Linked DNA regions of Homo sapiens: region 1 is linked to region 2. A link is a contact called in ENCODE Hi-C data. All regions are on one chromosome and are shown on one strand. The core of a region is the stretch at or near the end of the contact, and the rest is flanking DNA. Distances in the headings are between cores, read along the strand shown. Region 1 overlaps RASAL2 (RAS protein activator like 2). Region 2 holds the start of SEC16B (SEC16 homolog B, endoplasmic reticulum export factor).

The links. Hi-C counts contacts between places; a loop is a spot of excess contacts on that map. Pooled maps may share reads with other maps.
Region 1: a map of heart left ventricle shows a loop between it and region 2 (2.5-fold over the local background). The contact joins the enhancer-like site here to the promoter of SEC16B in region 2. A Hi-C loop is called at or near these places in 10 of 168 maps with a recorded cell type or tissue (Caco-2, Calu3, HepG2 and 5 more), 3 of 37 single-sample maps with no recorded cell type and 13 of 50 pooled maps.

Annotation. Positions count from the first base shown.
Region 1 is chr1:178,188,670-178,195,340 of GRCh38, forward strand. The region is part of intron 1 of RASAL2 (RAS protein activator like 2); the gene reads left to right. Among named protein-coding and RNA genes, the nearest start is that of RASAL2, 98 kb to the left of the region's middle. Within about 2 kb of position 4,187, at least 7 of the 41 ENCODE cell types and tissues checked have a DNase peak (open chromatin) inside an H3K27ac peak, as active enhancers do; they include heart right ventricle, where a contact is called at or near this core.
Region 2 is chr1:177,968,150-177,974,342 of GRCh38, forward strand. SEC16B (SEC16 homolog B, endoplasmic reticulum export factor) reads right to left here and starts at 1,909. Exons shown (of 26, transcript NM_033127.4): 1 at 1,735-1,909. The region is part of intron 7 of CRYZL2P-SEC16B (CRYZL2P-SEC16B readthrough); the gene reads right to left.

The DNA.
Region 1 (6,671 bases), core at 2,937-5,436, 220 kb after region 2:
AAAATTCTTCAACTTACATTCGGATTCTATGATTCTTAAGCTTACATTCTGTGATCCTAATTCAACATTTATTGAATGAGTGTTACTATTTAGAAGGCAAATGATACTCTTCATTATTTACAGATATCTGTATACTAGCTTAAATTGTTTTGCTTGAGGGTGATGAACCACAGGAGTCACTAAAAGTACCTAATTTCTAAATTTTATACCCTCTAAAAAGCTATGAATACTGTTTCTCTGATGGGACCACTGAGTTCACTTAATATAGAGCCATATTTACTGGTGCCAGTTATAAAATTGAGACCCATATGGTAGTTAGAAGCATTCAAGATAAAGGCAAATAACCATAGCAATTATTGTGGTTCGCTTCAAATGTTGATTTATGTTACCTGTGTAAATCTGGAGTGATGACATTGATACCAGCTGCATCATTATCAACCATGAGTTACTACATGAATGACTGATAATATTCTCCCAAACTACTATTTTATGGCTAATCATTATGGCATAAAATAAGAGACCTTCAGCAATAGCATAATTACAGTTCTTATATTCCTTGGTATGTATTCCACAAATTTTGTTAAATAAAAATTGATTGTCATGTGAGGATATAATAACCAATTCTTGCTACATTAGTGGGGTCCATTTGTAAATAGGGTTGTAGGACTGTGTGGTAGAAATGCTGACATCTGTCTATCCTTGAATACAAGTACCAGATACAGGAGAAAGAAAGACCAAAGTAAACCAGAGAATTCATCCTGAGTCATTGGTCTTATGAGTATACTTTTCTGTAGAACCAAAAATTTAACGAATACATTTTTCTGGAAGCTTTAGAGTTATTTCACTTTTCAGTAAAGGCCACAGCATTTCTGTTACATTGTATATTGGAGTGATTATATCTAGTTTATAAATGGCACGAATATGTTCTACACAACCCAATGACCTCGCAGTCTCACTGTAAAAAACAGTAAATGAGCCAATAAGATAATCAAATCTGAAAATAATCTATACCAGTTGTCTCAAAAGTATGGTGTATACATCCCTGGGAGTACAAAGATAATCCTCTGGGGTTCAGGATAAAATTATTAGCACATCTATTTATGTGTTTTTTTCTCATTGTGTTTAAATTTATGTTTCTATCTTTTGCAATGTATATTTACAGCAGTCCACGAATGTAATTTATAAATACACCTGGATAGAGATGCATGTCCAATTGTTTTTGTAAACTGATGGTACATGTTGGGAAAACAAAGTTGAAACTACTGCTTTGTGCTGTGAACCAGTGGTTCTCAACTGGGGGCATGCTGAGTAGTGTCATGTCAAGGGGGCAAGGGTGTGCTACTGACATCTAGTGGGTGGATGCCAGGGATGCTGCTAAATAAACATCCTTGAGTTCACAGGACAGCTTTCCTTCAGCCCCCTACCCCACCTTCCGCAGAAAGAATTATCTGGTCTAAAATGAGTTTGAGAAACACAGGTATATACTGTGTATTTCTTTTTCCTTGAAGGAGGGATCGCAAAGAAGTGAGTCTAGCCTGTTTATTTTCTTTTTCATCTTGCTGTTGGCTGACTACTTGGTTTTCTTACGTATATGTCTATATTTTCCAATATCTCAAAAATAGGCACAAGAGAACTGAAGGTACTTAATTTTATAAAACCAAAAGAATACTCTGAACAGTTAGAGGAAAAGAGGTAACAAAATGTGTAAGGCCTTACACACAGAGTGGTATCTAAAATATTTGTTTGTGGTTTTACACTTCTAAGATTAACTGAATATGTTCATTAAGTTCTAATTTTTGTTTTGTAATTCCTATCAAATCTTTTGATGCTTTATGAACTGCATTGGTGTACTGATTCATTGAAATCTAAAAAGAAAGCTGCTACTGATAAGATTGACAGGAAGGAATCTATCTAGCTAGAATAAACTACGTGCAAAGTAAAGAACAAGGAGTCCGTGATCTAATGATTTTTGTGAAAGATTCTGACTTGAGGGTTTAATTTCCAAATTGGTATGCTTCTCATATGCGTGATCTTATGCATATTAAACTTTGTTGTAATTTCATAGTTAAAAAAAAAAAAAATCCCCTATATGTAGCCGGAATAAACAGTCACTGTGAGTTGTCCATTTTAGAGCATAGGTTTTTAGGTGGTGAAGACCTGTCCTTAGTTGAATTTGTATGTGAATTAAACTCTTATTTTTATAACAATTCACTTGAGTTCTTTAAATAAAGATGATGCCAAAGAGATGTAAGGCTTGTCTCTCAGAAGAATAGTAAGGATTAATGGCTTCAGGTATTAGGAGAATTAAATAGAATAGTATTCTATCACCATCTAATTGCTTTTTCTTTTGATAATATGTGCCACAGAATGTGAAACAGCTACTGTTCACTCCACTGAGAGATACTTAGGATGCTTTCGGTCAGCCTAGCTGAATTGTTAGCATGATCCTTAATTAAAATCATCCAAATGATAGAAGGTTCTTCCTGAAGTCAGTGGAAAAACCTCTTAGCATACACTCTAGAACTCAAAAGGAGCTTAAAAGTGGGAACAACTTTAGAGTTACAGGCAGAATTAGACGCAGTTAATAATAGCACTTCTCAAACTGTATGTGCTTTTAAAAAATTTCAGTATGTTGTGAGCCAATAATTTTGTTAAATATAATATAAATGAATAGATAAATGAAAAAAAAACACATACAAAAACAAGCCATAATTTTAAAATTTAGATTCAACAGACATAATATTACTGTCAAATTGCAATGAAGGTTTCTAAATACTTATCCTCTATTATTATATCCATCTTGACATAGCCTGGTAACAGTTTGTGGATCATCAGAAGCCTGTGAACCAAACTTTGGGTTGCACGAATTTCAGTAGAAATTATATGAAATAAAATTTCTTTCTCTGCCGTTTACACGTTAGCTTTTGTTCAGTACAGATTTCTGCTTACTTTCAAATGCTGTCTTGTCTTCAAAGCTTTCCTTGACTTTCCCAAGCTGACTTGGGTAATTCCTAGCCTATAATCTTGCTGTATCCCCAAAGGGCCTCTAGTATAGCAACTGTGATATCAATTCATTTATTTCATTTAAAGAAAATGTAAAAATAGTCCTTAAGACCTAGAAAGGTTTGTGGCACACAGACAATAAGTAAATGTTTATTTAATGAATGAAATAAAAAACGAATGAATTGTAGCAAAATCCTGAGGCTTTAATAACAACACACACTGGATAAAGGAAAACTTCATTTTGCAGAAAGAAAAGACAGTTTCTCAGTCTCAAAAGACTTATGTGAATCTAATTATTATAAAAATAACCCTTGATAGACACCTGAACACATGCATACATTTCATAACTGTATAACACAGACTGTGGAGGTGAAGGAGCATATGGACCTAAATAAAAACTCAAGACCCCTTAAGAGAACTTGCTAGCAATGCTGATTTAAATAATTTTTAACAGTGAGGGGGTCGGAGGTGGGGATGGGAAAGGGAGTTGAAAATTAATGCCCCCAGAGTTTCGTGGTACTCTGTGCTATCTTTTTTCTTTTCCCTGTCCCTCCAACTGTTAATATTTGGTATCTTGTTATACTACTTTTATTTCAGTAAATATTTGATGACAGTCTATTATCTACTCTGTTAGGCACCTTGGAGAGTACAAAGAGAAATGCATGAAATTAACTAAAAGACAAAAAAATGCATTAGGTAGAAGTGCAATAGCACATGAACGAAGAACTTTTAAAAATATGAATAAATTATTTTAAAATTAAAAGTGTTCAAATACAGAATGCTTTTCAAATCTGTGTTTCTTCTGAGGCAGTCTATGGATATGCTTAGGACAGCTGTTTTAGATGACACATCTATATAAATGTGAAGTAGATTTATTTTCTTTAAACAAACCATTAGTGTATGTGTGTATATACACACACACATACATGTGATGTTGAACTAGCTTCATCAACTTCTCAATAAATGGACACATTTAGCTTCTAAAGGTAGAAACGAGTCTAAAAGGGAAGAAGATGGTAAGCAATTTAGCAACCTACAGTCTTCTTCAGTTTTTGATCTGTATCTAAGTAGGCAAATGAATATATTTCTTTCAGTACTTCCTCCTCTGAGTCTGGCCAGCTATTTCCTTTGCATTCTGTCTCCAAGGCACTGGTTTAGGGGAAGGAAGTACAGAAGTCTGAAGTCCTAGGTTGTTGGCACTGCCCCTGGGGAAAGTGAGATATCTTGCATTACTTCTTGGGTATGTGCACATTTCCAGTTCCCACAGAGAAGCCGATCCCTGGCAGAAGGCAGATAGAGACAGCCAGACTGAGTCACAATTAGAGAATCAGGGAAATTATTTTTTTAAAAAAACAAAGGCTCTTAGTAGGGTCAAATTTTTACATAGCGAAACAGGAAGCAGCGAAAAAAATATATTTAAATCTAGATCACGTTTGAGGGAACTCATCCCAAAATTTTCAGGTTTTTCTGCCATGACAAATAAATCAGTGTGGATTCATGTGACAATTACATCTGTTGATTTTCCTTCACAAACATTGACTGATAATCTTCTGGTGTATTTTATCTCTATCTCCTAGCAGCATAATGCTCTTTAAATATGGTTCATAGGATAAACGCAAGTCAGGTTATTGAATGTTAAAGACCACAATAAATAACAAACTGTCTTTTCTGCCCCAACCCTCCTTTTTCTGATTGGAAAATTATTTGTTGGGAAAGCCTTGCAACAGTAAAATAAATTACTTTTGTTCATAATATAATGAATTTTTATATTGAAAATAATAAAAATTAAATCAGCACTTTTGAAAAACTGAGGACATGATTTTATGACATGACGCTTTGTAAAACTTAATTCTATTTGGAAATTCTTTAAACTTTCTTTAAAAAAAAGTTTTTTCTTTTCTTTCCCTTCCTTTTCTTTCTTTCCCTCCTTCACCCTGTTCTTTCTTAGCAGCTAGCACAGGTAGTTGATATATTATTTCCCTACCTAGATTTAAATGTCCTGTTTGGAACGGAGTTATTCCTTTTTTCCTTGTACCTAAACACTTAGATTGCCTCATAATACATGAAACTTAAACATAATTTACCACGAGTACTTGACACAAAGAATTTTTTTTGGTGAATATAAAACATTTAATTTTAAAATGTTGACACTATAATGTATGAAATAGCTAGCTATTACAAATGCACATGGTGTATTTTGTAGATACCAACTAGACTTTTTTGTTTTAGGAAGCTTTAAGTTACACTGTGGTTAAGACATATCTTCACCCTTGAAAAAGCCCACATTCTATCACTGTGATGTATGGTCAAACTGAGGCCCAATCGTTAAACACTTGGATCAAATCATAACTAAGTTTATTGCCAAAGGACTTGTACACATTTATTTGTCAATTTTAGTGCCTTAAAATCTACCCAGCAGCTCATTAACATATAGAAACATACATCATGAGAACAAGAACTATCACCCATCCCTTCTGTATATTAGCAACTTATCACTCCTGAGCAACATCTCATTACTGAGGCCTGTGAACAGTCACTTTTCACATTTGAGTGAAATATGGAATGACTTAAGTATAAATGCAGCTATTATAAGTCATTTCTTACAAAAATGTCATGAATTAAAGTATTTTACAGCATTTACTACAAAACTCCATAAAAACTGCCTTCACTTAAACTCTCTCTCCCCATATCCAGCAAACCAACTGGATGTCTTTGGGCATCTCTTAGCATGGATAGCACACAGAGTAGTGTCTTCCAACACATCCACCAACTATGCCTCACTTGCCTCTGGAAGTACAGGAGAAGCTTGGTCAATTTCCGGTAATGATGAATTTCTCTAAGCACCAAGGTCTTGGGCCTGTAGTGATGCATTTTTATGATTTTTGTTGTTGTTGTTGTTTTCTTTTTGTTTTTTTGTTTTGTTTTGTTTTTACCATCGTTAGAGGAGTCTGCTCTTCCTGGAAGCTTTAGTGGCTAGCTGTTTGCAGGAGGCTTCCTCACCAGTGGATTTACTAGCAGTCTATTTGGTTTGGGCCATCTTTTACCCAACGCCGAAGTCTTAGGCCACTTCTCCAACTGCTGCACTGCTTCTGCAGTCACCAAGCAAAGAAAAGATGCTCCTCCGATGAATGACCAAACACTCTGCACCTGACACAAAGAATGATTTTAAATGTAGATAGTTTTGGTATAACATGCCCAACCATTTTTACTGTTCAACTTGTCATGTTCAAATGATGAAAAATAAAAATAAAAATAGTTGTATAAGGATCCAGTAAGAGATGTTATCTTGAAACTGTAGTTTGAGTGATTTAAGAATTTTGAAGGGTAATTTTGAATGTATCTAATTTTTGCTTTCCTCATTTACTTTAAAACCAAATTCAATTCCTGCTTCTATTTCACTCAGCACAGATAAACATACACAGTGCATTTCCACTGTAGTTTCATTTATATTTGAGTAAAGTGGGGCTAAGAGGTATTAAATGACTTGCTCAAAGGCAGTCAACTAGACAGGTGTGGCTGGGACCAGTGAGACTTAATATTTTCCTGATTTTAAAGGTTATATTCTAGCATACAATCTAGATTACTTCTAATTTGCCAGCAGTCAATATAGTATTTTTTCCATAGTAGGCGTTTATTAAATATTTCTGATTTAATTAACTGCATTTGAA
Region 2 (6,193 bases), core at 659-3,158:
ACAAACCATATGGTCACGGATACAGAGAAATCTGAGAAACAATCTCAGATACATGAAGCAAATAACAGACTAGACAATTATATTAATATTGCTTAAAAAATTAAAAAGTACATGTGGAACAACGACAGATGAGGGAGGCAAGGGAGACAGATAACAATAATAGGTACAGCTAAAAATGCTATCAAGGAATCCCAGTTGATGTTTCTTCACATATTCCCCCAGCAAGTGTTTATTTAACACTTACAGCGGAGGCCCTGTGGTATCATAAACAGAGTGGGTCTTGCAGAGAGCTAGATCAGAGTTCAAATCCTAACTCTGCCACTTAACTAGCTAGTTCATTTTTTCAAGCCTCAATTTCCTTACCCATGAAATGGAGACTGTAAGGACTACCTTGCAAGGTTATTGACAGAGTTAAAGATAACCTATGCGAAGTGCGTAACATGTTACCTAACATGTTAAAATGCTCAATAAATAGCAGTGTTATCAAGGATAAAGATTAGGGTAGTATGAGTGGCTGAAGATGTTTATTAAACAAAAAGAAATTTAGACTGACCTTTTCAAGAAGCACCTTTTCTGAATCCTTACATTAACCCCCTCAAAGAACTAGAACCTATATAATATGGTCATACCTGCTCCTCCTCCAGAGGAGCCAACAAGAGGCAAATTTGGGATTGTTTTCATAAGAAAATAGAAGGCCATATCTCAGGATTCTTCCCGGTTGGAGATTTTAAATGCTGAAAGTCTCCCTAGCATCAAACTAATTTTCCCCCACGTAATCCTGAAAAAGGGAAATTGCTCCAAGGACTGATTACCTTCCAGGTTCCTCTGCCCATTGCACGGGGTAGCGGGGGACAGGGGTTGCACCCACAAAAGGAAAGCACGCCTCAGATCTTACTCTTGCTCAGGGATTCCTTGTGTCAGGAGCATCCACAGGCTAGGTCGGCCTCGATTTTTTTCTTCCTTAGGAACTGTTTTAGGTTGCAAGATTCTGATCAAATCAGTTAACTTGTTTCCACTACTGAAGGTCCCAGCCTCATATAAAAATTCATATCAGAACAAAAGGTCAAAAGAGTGGGTGTTGAAATTGAGACGTCACTCTGCTCAAACACCAGGGAGCCGAGGTCGACAGCTATGAGCCAAGAGCTATGAGACGGCAGAACACACAAGAAGAACAAGGTGCGGAGGGGGCCTCCCACCTCAAGGTCACTCACAACTCAGGGGAACCTCTGGCTTCCTTCCCATATCATCTCACTCCCTTGAAAAAGCCAGGTGCAATGACAGCCTTTGCCAGCAAATCCCAGGAAAGGCCAAATGTCCCAGACACAGGGAAGGGCACATGAGCCTTTTCTGAAGGCTGGTGGAACTCAAAACCATTTGGACCAAGTAAGCAGAATGAGAAGAAACCTGCTTTCTCCTTGTCCCCAGATAGTCTCATTAGGCAGCCCTTTCCCAACTGCAAAGGTGCAACACCCAATCTTTCCACTGAAATCACATCATTTTGCTGCCAAGAGACATCAACTCCAGCAAATCAGTCCTCAGATTAAGGACACCAAATAAATAACACCTTCGATTCTCAAAATGAAGGAATTACATCTATGATGACAAATCAGACTCACACATTCATGTAGATGACCTTTCCTAGCCCCAGTAAAGGCAATCTTGCCTTTCCTAATCTGACGGCACAGCACGTCCAGCTCAAAGAGGGGAAAGAAGGGAGCGAGTGTTCCCACACACCTGCTCTGATGGCTTCCCACCTTCCTTCAGCGCTGCTCCAGGGACCTGGCCCAAGAGTGCCTCCTCTCCTCTTGGAGACTGTCAAAGTCCAGGTGCCACATCTACCAAGACTCCCCAGGCCCTCAGATCTACATCATGTCAGTTACCTTTGCAACTGCCCAACCTCCATGGAGCTGATTCATTAGGGCAAAGTACAGCCCAGATACCGCAGCCCAGGACCCGCCTGACTTGACGAATTTGCTCAGAACCCTGTCAGAGACTGGCGCTTCTGTTTGCCTGAGCATGGGCTGAGCCAGGTTCACTCACATGAGAAATCATCCAAATTCCCACAGCAATCACGGAAGAGAGACATCAGGAAGAGGAAGTCCAGAAGCCCCAAGGCAGCCTGGTCTGGCGAGAAAAGCACCACCTTTGGGGTGTTAACTCGGGGCTCTACCACTAGCTGGTTCTGTTACTTAACCTCTCCGAGTTTCAGTTTCTTTTTCTTTAAAATGGGAATGGCAATGCTTAGCTTATGAGGGTCATTACGGGGCTGAAATGTTGGTAAAGCAGCACATGATATATAGGTAAGTATGCCCTGCAGATCAATATTATCTTTTCCTTCCCAAAGAGACAAGTTAATTCCACTGGTTGAGGCACATGGGGAAGGGGACACGCTCACTGGTGGGAGCAAACACCTGGTTTGCCCAGTGTGGGTTTTTCTTATGTATATTTCTCACCATTGGGTTCTGGTTATGTAATAAATTCTGTCATCTAGCTGGAAGGCAGATTTATATCCCCAGTACTGAACTGAAGGCACTAAAAAGTTTTCCATTATAACAAGAAAGTAGTTTCTCGCACTTGAAATATACATTTCTTCTGCATTATTAAGGTAAACGCAGAAAAGCACATGACTACTTCTGAATTAATATTTTAAAATTCTGAATTTGCTCTTTTAAAAAATCCCAAATGGTTTATTCTTTCTCTCAACAAATGCTTACTGTGTTCCTATTAAGGGCCAGGATTTGACACACATAAATATAAAAGACACAAATTAGTCTCTCATGTCTGTCCTTACTAGTCCAGGGAAAACCACCCCTCTTGGGTCTCATGGTCATATAGGGTCATGTACCTAAGCTACAAGATTTTCTCTCAGCCCCTCAGCTGACTCTAGAACCCAGCAACTGAGCATAGAATTCTCTGACTGTAGCTAATGGTTTCTTTTTTTTTTTTTCCAAGACAGAGTCTTTCTCTGTCGCCCAGAGATGGAGTTTAATGGTACAATCTCAGCTCACTGCAACCTCTACCTCCCAGGTTCAAGCAATTCTCCTGCCTCAGCCTCCCGAGTAGCTGGGATTACAGGTGCGTGCCACCACCCCTGGCTAATTTTTGTATTTTTAGTAAAGAAGGGGTTTCATCATGTTGGCCAGGCTGGTCTCAAACTCCTGACCTTGTGATCCACCTGCCTGAGCCTCCCAAAGTGCTGGGATTACAGGCGTAAGCCACCATGCCTAGCCACTAATGGTTTCTTACCTCACTCTTGGGCTGTGAAGTTTGGCTCTCTAATGGCTGCACTGTTGTTTTTAATCCTTCTGGGAAGAGGAACTAGAGAAGAACATGCACATTAACAGCAGGAATCAGAATGTGGGTGATGATTACACTGACGTGATATCAAATTATATGTTCTGATATATCACAACAACATTCACAAAAGTTCTTGATGTCACTCTTTTGGCATATAATGTGACATTAGTCTTGCCCTGTAACACCAGCTGCATTATGGGAATGTTAACTTTGAAAAGGACCTTAGAGGTTATTTTAGCAACTATGCTTTTTTGATGATAAAACCAAGATCCAAACAAGTGAAATGATTTACCCAAGATCACAAAGTTACCTAGAAGTTCAGTGAAAATTACACTGGTGTGCTCTAGCTGCCTTGCACACCAGTGCAAGTTTAGTAAGAGCTGATTATTAAATATTCAGGAATTGTGTGAGCCGGTTGTTAAACCATGGAAAACTTGAAATCCACCATGGTGGGAGTATTTACACCACAGAAATTGGCAACTGCTACAAAGCAAGGTTGTTGGTGGGTTGCTGGTTTATTTCAGAGAACCTGTTTAGCAGCATACTGATTTGAACCCCAAACTCTTACTTCCTGATTCAGCATTCTTGCAATTATAGAATTGTCATTCTGTTACTAGCCTTCATTGCACAACCCTGGCTTAAACATCTAGTCAAATTATTCTAAATGCTTATTTTGTGACATCCCAAAGTATCTCTAATTATCTCTAGAGTTATTATGAAACTCTTCAAACACTCACCAACCAAAATTAATTCTAATTAGCTTTAATTATTCTATATAGACATATGGCATACAACAGTTATATGGGTCACAAAATTAACTAGATTGTGATGGGATCTCACCACTCCAAAGGGTTTAGGATTTATCATTTCCTACCTTCCCAGCCCCACATAACTACAATTACTAAGTCTTTCGACCTGGCAGCTCAATTCTTCCTGATTTCTAAACCAAATTGACCCAGTTTGACAATACATTAGGAGCTCAATCCCCACCAGGAGGTGGACCAGAATGAGTCTTGCCACCCCAAGTCCTGGCTGCAGTGTTCTTGGATAATCCAGTAGGCTCCCTCATGCCCAAATGGCTACAGTCTTCACATCATCCTGCCCCAAGTGCTCTGTCCTCATACTTGATTCCTGCCCTGCATCCCAACTATGCACCAGGATTGGAGTCCTAGAAGTTTACTAATTTATGTGAATTTCCTTTCCCAGTCTCCATCCTCCTTTCCAAATGCCGGACAGCACTGTCTAGGGTCTAGCTTCAAACAAGAGTAACTGCCTGCTGTGAACTGAATGTCTGTTTCCTCCCAAAATTCATATGTTGAAAACCTAACTCCCAATGTGATGGTATTAGGAGGTAGGCCTCCAAGAAGTAATTAGGGCATGAGAGTGGAGCCTTGTCAATGGAATTAGTTCCCTTATAAAAAGACACAAGAGGGTTTGCTTCTCCTCTCTCTCTCTGCTCTCTGGTGTGTAAGAATACAACCAAAAGATGGCCATCTGCAAACCAGGAAGTGGCCCTCACCAGACACCAGATCTGCTGGAATCTTGATCTTGGACTTCCCAGCCTCCAGAAGGGTGAGAAATAAATTTCTGTTGTTTAAGCCCTAGTCTATGGTTTTCTGTTACAGTAACCCAAACTGACTAAGACACTACCCTAGTTTGACACCTGTCTAGCAAAAGTATTATCACTGTTAATGATGCTGCTAATGTTTAGCCACCGGATTAGTGCTGATGGATGTGAACACCCACCTAGATCTAGGTCAGGTTTGCCAGGAATCCTTGAGCACTGTGATTTAATGACTGGTTACTCTTGCAAAGGGCAGCTCAGCATTTAAGACATCCCTCAGGCTTCATCCTAATCCTTTACTGAAAGTAAAAATTTAGAAAACAAGTTGAGAAGATCTACATCAACGTGTTATCAGTAGTTATCCACCAGGTAATGGAATGGTGGATGATTTTATTTTCTTCCTCTTGCTTATCCATATTTTCTAACTTTTCTACAATAAATGTATATTATTTTAAAAGGCAAAATTAACTGACATTATTTTTAATCAATAGTGTTAGTTCAACCATCAAATGTGTTATTGTCACATCAGTTACTAATTAGGCATTCAAGCTGCTAAAATGGGACAGTGCTCAAAACTTCCAAGATTGATTAACTGTGCTCAGTCTGCTTTTCTTGATAGAGGTTGAGTCGTTTGTACACTGAACAAGTGTTTATTGAACACCTACTATATGCCCATCATTATCACATGCACTGGGGATACAAAGATAAATAACATGCAATACCTGCCCCAAAGAAGCTCTCAATTCAGCAGAGCAGTAGACATTGAATCATAATACAATGAGTCACAGTACAATGCAATAGTAATACAATGTAATCATCATTCTAATGGATATATCACTGATTTTTCTAATGGAAGAAGCACAGCGGAAAGCAGGAGACTGGAAATGGTAGGTGTGCTGTTCAAGGCTATTCCATAAATCAAGCAGGACAGATGAATGCCTGAACGAGAGCAGCTGTGGAGAGACTGGAGGAGAAGGGACATATAGAATATATATATATATGTTTATAAAATATAATCAACATGCATTGATGGTCTGTTGACTGTAGAAGATGAGGGAGAAGGAGAAGTCAAGGATGATCCAAGTTTTCAGGCTGTGGAGATGAAATGCTACCTTTTTTTTTTATTTTGGCTAATAATCTTAGAAGAGGAGCCAGTTTGGTGGGGAAGATGATGTGTTCAGTTTTGCACATGCTGAATGTGAGGGGCCTGTGGGACACAGAGGTGAGTATGGTCAATAAGTAGTTCACTGTAATGAGCTCAAGAGAAAGCATGGAGGAGAGATGTGGTGGTTGAAGCCACAGACACAGACAGGATCACTGAAGAAATGCTTA